3 separate regions of the Homo sapiens genome follow, and all the other regions are linked to region 3. A link is a loop called in an ENCODE intact Hi-C map of the cell type or tissue named here. Cell type or tissue: PC-3. All regions are shown on one strand.

Region 1 (2,500 bases), 530 kb before region 3:
GCTATGACTCCAGTTAAAAAACAAGTTCTAGAAATATATTGACAGGGAGATTTGAAAGCAGCCCAATACGATAACTGGCTTTGTTTTACTGAAGCAAACTCCCTTTCTTCTCTTCACAGGGTTACATGAGTTCTTTTTCCTCCTAGTCCTAGTGTACTTTGTGATTGCTTGCATTTATGCTCAATCATTGTGGCAGGCTATTAAGAAAGGCGGACCCATGCACATGATTTTAAAGGTTCTGACAACTGCATTGCTGTTACAAGCTGGTTCAGCTTTAGCTAATTACATTCATTTCTCCAGGTAACTCAAAACCACTAAAACTGTGTTCATCATTACATCTAATTAATCCTAATTAGTCCACCAAAATTATGCTTGCTTTGATTATAAACAATTTTTTTCACATTTGTAATTTACACTACTCTTCTTCAATTCCTCAGTTACTCCAAAGATGGAATAGGGGTACCATTTATGGGAAGTTTGGCAGAATGTGAGTATCTTTCTGAGCATTTTTTAAAAAGCTTTTACACTCGCTATCTGCTTTTTTTTTATTTCTTGTCATAGTATAAATTTTCTGTCGAAAATTGTTTAGAAATCAGCTTGACTGAGAACAGGATTACAGTTTAAGTTCCCATATGTCTTACTTAGTTTCTTCTTAATAATAGGTAATGTGTACAGCTCCTCGTTGTTTTTTTGTTTGTTTGTTTGAGACAGGGTTCTTACTCCGTAGCCCAGGCTGGAGTGCAGTGGCACAGTCACGGCTCACTGCAGCCTCAAACTCCTAGGCTCAGGTGATCCTCCTGCCTCAGGCCTTCCCAGTAGCTGGGATTACAGGCACATACCATCATGCCTGGCTGATTTTTAAATTTCCTTTTCTGTAGATGGGGTCTCACTATGTTGCCCAGGCTGGCCTTATACTCTTGGGCTTGAGGGATCCACCCACCCTGGCCTCCCAAAGTCCTGGAATTACAGGCATGAGTCTCCACACTCTGCCTTTTCATTGTTTTTAGGTATATTTATATACATTCTCTCATCTTATCCTCAATAGAAAAGGGGTCTGCATATCCTTATTTTGCAGATAAAGGATCTGGGCTCAGTGATGTGAAACATACTTCCACATGTCAGTCAGCTATTGAGTGGTAGAGACTAGACTCAGACCTAAATTTTCTTACCTCAAAGCTGAAGTTTTTCTTCCTATTATAATTCCACTCTCTGTTATAACTGACTCTTTTCTATTTCTGACCCAAAGCCTAAAACTCACATCAAAATATGCTGTGAAGAAAAGTGATAAGTTTTCTTAAAAATCATTAAATGCTACCTCATAAAATAAATATATATATGAAACTTGAAGCATTTATAGATTTCTGTTGTTTTCTTGTAGTGTTAACCTGGATACAGGTGGTTTTGATACATCTTTTCTGTTTGAAGTAGCAGGCTTCCCCTGCAGTGTAGGTGATGGCCACCTGGTGGCACATCACACTAATGCATGGAGCTTCTCATTTGTCTTCAGGATTCTGAAAGTAAAGCCAATGTTTGGATGTTATGGGAGCTATGCATTTCATTGTATTGTTTCTTGTTAATAGTTTTAGAAAATACTCTTCACATTATAGTTCAGCCATCAAAAAAAATTCACCCAGAAATGAAGGTACTAGTATTCTCCATATTGCAGAAATCGTATTTAGAATTTGCTTTAATAAGCAGTGAGTTATAGAGAACAGGATTATGTAGTTAGAAAAGCTAAGAAAAATGGGAAACGAAAAGAGTTAAGGTTGGACTTAATGGACATATGGTATGGGCATATATATGTATTTTTAAATAGTATTGCTGCTGTTTTAACTATTTTAATAAATATATTACAAAATTTATGGCAATTTTTAAATCTTTAGAATTATTACCTGCGAATATCTCTTAATGAATTTCGTTAGCTTCTCTTTGAAAATGGCTTTTTGTGGTTTTTCTTAAAAAAAAAAAAAGATGTTCTCAATGCAAAAAGCACTAAATTTTTTATATTGTGAAAACTTGGTTGACGTTGGTTTTCATGTCCCATTAGTTTTTGACATCGCTTCCCAAATTCAGATGTTATACTTACTTTTGAGTCTATGCATGGGTTGGACAATAGTCAGAATGAAGAAGTCTCAAAGCAGACCTCTCCAGTGGGATTCTACGCCTGCATCCACTGGCATTGCAGTATTCATTGTCATGACACAGGTGGGTATTGATACTCAGTGTTTCTGCTTAGTAATCCTCAGAAATGCAAACTTGAGCATACCTCATTTCAGAATTGAAACCTGGGACCCATAAGGAATTTGTGTCATTTTTTTTTTCTTGAAATTTCTGAGCTTCTACAATTTGTGTCATTTAAAGTATGAATTTAAAGAGTGTTAGATCAAATAATCTTAATTATCTGGATGCTACTATATGTAGACTGCAGAATTTAATTATAATTTACCTGAATTTGAGCTCCTATCAGCTTATTTAAGCACAGTATGTTTAATACTAGGTT
Region 2 (2,500 bases), 54 kb before region 3:
GGAGACTTCCTGAGGAGATGGAAATGCTCTACATCTTGTTTTAGAGGGTGGATATTGGAATGTACACAATTAGTAAAATTCAACCTAAAAAAAACTGTCGATTTTATTGTATATAAACTATACCTCAATAAAAATAGATAGGGTAAAAAAAATATGACACTAGAATTTCATTCCCATCCCTTTGGCCATGTTCAGGCAGAGGTTGGGCAGTGTATCAATACACAACCATAACGCTAAGAGATGATCTCCTCAGGTGCATTGAGGGTGGGAAAGGGCAAATGTGAGAACTAATGGTAACCAGCCCATGTGCCCTAGAACAAAAATGGCTCCTGATCCATGTTTGATACGTGTCCCATAGGTGGCTGGCCCTTTGCTGCGATGCACAAGCGGCACTATCGGCTTCATGACTCAACGCAAATGAGAGAGAACACTAAGTCAATGAACCCAGGGAAAGGGCTGAAAGAAAACAAGTGAGTCACAAAACTCACAAGTAGAACAGATTACACTTACCCATGCCCCACATCAGATGGAAGTGATACATCCATATAGAAAATAGTGACTGCAAGATTTTAATAAAACTCAGGCAAGTTCTCCAGTCCAAACCTTTTTTTGTTCATCTTATCAAGAAAACTCAGTAGGTATACAGACAAAAATGAATGTAATCAATCAAGAATAGCATAGAGAGAATTTAAAGGTCCTCAATTAAGTAAACATTTGGCCATTTTCCTCTCCTGGGTAATAGCTGTCCATTTTATCATTACTAAGGATGCAAAATGACAAGAAGAGAAAGCACCACGAATGGCCACTATTGTTTTGCAATGGACATCATCCAATATGCCAGAATGGAAAGTTCTATGCTCTGCTGAATACCACCAGACTTGATAAAAATGAGACTCTTAATTTTTTTCTTTAGGTCTTAATTAGCTTCTTGTTAAACTACAAACATTATCATTGGAACACACATGCTGGGAAAAATTGGAACACTGGTTGCCAGCCTGGGAAGCCTGGGAGGGTCCCCAGTGATTAACTGTCACCACACTAATGGTGACAGTACTGCTTTCTACATGTGCTATCACACTGGAAAAAACCCAACCATTGCATCTTTCATTAAAAAAGAAAAGGTAAAGGAATTGTTAGAGTGGGCCTGTGTGAATCCTATCATCCTGATCTCAGAAATCCAGGGGTCAAGAGTTGGCAAATATTTCCAGTAACTCATGTCATCAACTGCCCTGTCTATTAACAAGGAAATCCACTTTAATGTGGCAGTTGGCATGAATCATTATCTCTAGGGCTGGCATTTTCACAGACTAGTCCATCCTTGTAAATGCAGTGACTAAAACTCTTTTGTTGACTTTGAAAGCATGAGAACGCCGTGATTCAGTTAAAATGGATGAGTTTACTTTTGAAAGACTCAGTAAAACAGAGATCTTTCAAATGACGGCAAGGCGACCTAACTAACGATCTCTTTTGTCCAATGGGGATTTGAGGGTAGGAGTTGGGGGAAGGGGTGAACAAACCTCAGAAATCTCAAAATGACAAAGTCATTGTTCAGTGTGCTTTCTACACACTTTCCCTGACATCTCTACACAATGAAATGTAAGGGTCAGTGGTACTGAGACAAGTCAAGGCAGTTCCACTCTTTTGCTTCTATAAAAGCGAGTGACCCAACCTATTATACTCAAGTCTTAGGATGGCTTTGTTCTCCACATCCAGATGCAGCAGCTTTTTCTCCTGCCCCTCATCCTGCCCTCCCACCCCCCTAGGGAAGAAATGACTGAGGACACCTCCTTCACATTTTCTTTTTCTTGGGCATTTCACTTCATAAAGCTGCAGTCAATGTGTTTTGTTTGTGGGAGGAGGGACTGGCACATTCAGTGGTGGTCTCCACTGCTGCCTGCATTGGTGGCTCAAGTAGCCTCAGGACTAGTCCTTTGTGTTCCATGAAAGGATATGAAAAGTCAGTTATTTAAGCTCAGTCAAGCTGCTGATTTTTTTTTTTTTTTAGATGAGGGGTGTGTAGGGAAGAAAGGTTTTGCAATTCCGTGTGCCTCAATATATTACAGTATTTTGCTGAGTGCAGCTGTGTGCAAGTTAGCACACTCGGAGCACTCCCAAATTTAAACAGAAAAAATTAAAATGCCTAAATCCAACCTCTGCATCTTATCTTCATTTTTCATTTGTTTTTTTCTAGTAGGAAGACTTCTTAGAGGCAAAGATTTTAGCTAGCAGAAGTCTAGATAACTCAGACTCTACACTCAATGTTATCAAGGGCCAAGGAAGTTTCAGCAATATTATGAAAATTACGTTATTATGAGATATTTAGTGCTCACTGGTTTATTCTGAAAACAACTGATTTTGATACTGTGGTTCCAGAAGAGAAAATAGCCATTAAAGCCTTCAGGGATAATAAACCTAATATCTGGAATACAAACTCATGTCCTAATACTTATGGGTCTGGTAACTGTCTGACAATTACCTTAATGCAGCATAATGTCATTGT
Region 3 (2,500 bases):
AAACCATAGCCACGGACATTAGACTGAAGTGGAGAACTTACATATATCGAGAGAGACAGAGAGAGAGAGATACAGGCATATACAAATACATGCAGGTATCACATTATATACACTATAGGAAAACAATTTAACACAGTTAAGTAAAATGTCATCTTATAATTTCCTGAAATATTACATGATTATCACTTTGAACAAAGCACATTCTTCCCTAGTTTTTTATCTTTTTAACATTTTATTGGACAAACACAGTGCTTTCTCTGTTACTAAGTTGTCAGTATCTCCATGTATGATTTATTATGGAGAAAAACCATGAATCAGAACATTCTAGTAGATTAAAAATTATGCCAAAATGATGCAATATTTACCAGCTGTAGACAAGTGCTACAGTAATCGCTTACATACAGATTACTGACAAAATAACAATAGCAATCAAATATATGTAACTACGTAACTATTTAAACTCCTAACAAAGGCTTTTATGATACTATTAGCAGTAAAGGAGCAACTCCCATAAAATATGACTTCGTATCACCCCTGATAAGAGTTTAAGTACATATAACCATTGTTATGTGAAAAAAACATTATTTTTAATTTGTGATAACCCGACAGGATTTAATTACCACACCTACTTCAAACTCTTAGCTGTTTCATTCAAAGCTGAAAAAACAATATTTATGTGGCTATTGAGAATCATTATGATTGATGCAATCTTTTGTGTTATTCCCTTTATAGTCACTTGCATTTGTTATTATTAACAAGAAAAAATGAAAGGGGAAATGTGTGTTTTTGTTTTGCAACAAAGCTTTTCTGGTGATGACTAACTTCTTCCTTTGAACACAAAAAGCCTCTTAAACTAACTAATGTACATATAAATGTGTTCTTTACAATACGCATCAGGCAAGGGGGTGGGAGGGAAAGCCCGCAGGACTTAAGCCAGAATTAAAAGCAATATAGGCAAGATTGAGTACATGAAAGCTGTCAGGACGGTTGTTATTCTCAATTTCTTACAGCTCATCTGCTCTCAAGGAAGAAAAATCATAGTTTCTTTTAACCATATCCACAACAGATCTCACTTGAAAGGAAACATAGCGAGTGATTTGGCATCAATGGGCATATTACCAATTTTCCAGCATCACTACTGAATATTTATACTGGTGACGAATGATGACACTGAGGAAATATTTTAGCACGAAGCTTTGCCTTGTAAATTGTCTGAATGGTGCTGTGTCAAAACAACACCTACCATAAATCAGAGGTTTTAGGACCAGTATTTCTTGTTTAAACATGCTACCTGCTCAGCAGAATCACTTGTGTGAACAGGCATAGATTAATGTGTGCTGGGCAGAGCCATCTTACCCCCTAGCTTATAGAGCTATAATTTAACAAGCCTATTATTGTAGAGGTAATTTTGACAGTGCTGAAATATTATACTTGTTAAAAATGCACATTTAGCACCAACTCCAGTGGTCATTTGAACTGAATAAACAGATAAATAGGTATCCCTACAATTATGTTTCTTCTTTATTGATGACTCTTTTTTTCTGGCAAGGAAGTGGGATATGGACATCAGATTTTATAGAGTATCGCAAGACAGTCTTTCTGATCATATAAAAAGCTCATCATGGAGGTTGCTTTCAGTTCTCCACAAATTATTTAGCAACTTGTAGTGGATTCCAGAGTCCCTTTCCAGGTTTCAGAAACAGAACAATAGTTCAAACCACTACCACCCTCCTCCCCTCAATTCCTGTAGGATGCACATCCTAACTTCCCATTCAGTCAAGCTGGGAAGGAATCATTCTTTTTTTTTTTTTGGAGACAGGTTGGAGTGCAGTGATGCAATCACAGCTCACTGCAGTCTTGACCTCCCAGACTCAAGTAATCCTCCTGACTCAGCCTCCCGAGCTGCTGGGACTACAACCACGCCTGGCTAAAAGCTGAGAATCTTAATCACTGGGGCAACCCTCGATTTTTGATTAGGGAACATAGGAGAATATGTCTATCTTAAAATCTAGTACTAGCATTCGCATTCCATACCTCAGTGACCACAAGCATCTTCCACTGGATTAAAAAAAAGAAACATGGGAAGAAGTCAATATGTTTCTTTTTTCTTTTATCTAGTGTTTTAGCTCTCATTTACCTTAATCTATAAAGAAAAAAGAATGATATGAATCTGGTTTTTTTGTTACACTGTTGAAGGCATCGATGAACATAAATATACATACACACACATACTCCCCACGCACACACTGGAGAAAAACCAGTTGTGTAAAACACACTGGCTGTAACCCAATATTAACTTTTACTTCCCTGAGAGAGTAAACAAACACTTCTACCAACACCAGCTCTTGGGTTCTTAAAGCCAAATTAACAAATTGAAAGCAAGTAAACATTTATCTGGCACCCATTAGAGTCAGTGTACTTAGCTAAATGTTATGTCACCATAATTAGGCATGAGAAAACAGGACAACAAACCGCTCATCTTTTCTCCAAAACAAAGAGT

The links. A loop is a pair of places that touch in the nucleus more often than their neighbours do. Peaks named below come from ENCODE experiments on the same cell type or tissue, not always from the same donor. Only the 100,000 strongest peaks of a DNase experiment are listed, where the experiment ranks them.
Region 1: it touches region 3 in a loop (11-fold over the local background); 6 of 110 quality-filtered maps call a loop at or near these places.
Region 2: a loop joins it to region 3, with 10 times the contacts of the local background. A loop is called at or near these places in 4 of 110 quality-filtered maps.

Annotation. Positions count from the first base shown.
Region 1 is chr13:94,619,031-94,621,530 of GRCh38, forward strand. It overlaps GPR180 (G protein-coupled receptor 180), which reads left to right. Exons shown (of 9, transcript NM_180989.6): 4 at 120-300; 5 at 438-487; 6 at 2,048-2,205. Among named protein-coding and RNA genes, the nearest start is that of GPR180, 18 kb to the left of the region's middle. In PC-3, a CTCF peak has its summit at 1,467; no DNase peak of the experiment used is centred here.
Region 2 is chr13:95,099,367-95,101,866 of GRCh38, forward strand. All of the region lies in intron 20 of ABCC4 (ATP binding cassette subfamily C member 4 (PEL blood group)), which reads right to left. Among named protein-coding and RNA genes, the nearest start is that of SNORD13G, 110 kb to the right of the region's middle. In PC-3, no CTCF peak of the experiment used is centred here; DNase peaks (open chromatin) are centred at 435 and 1,375; H3K4me3 peaks cover 1,127 bases; H3K27ac peaks cover 2,500 bases.
Region 3 is chr13:95,153,415-95,155,914 of GRCh38, forward strand. The region is part of intron 19 of ABCC4 (ATP binding cassette subfamily C member 4 (PEL blood group)); the gene reads right to left. Among named protein-coding and RNA genes, the nearest start is that of SNORD13G, 56 kb to the right of the region's middle. In PC-3, no CTCF peak of the experiment used is centred here; a DNase peak (open chromatin) is centred at 1,207; H3K4me3 peaks cover 1,248 bases; H3K27ac peaks cover 2,500 bases.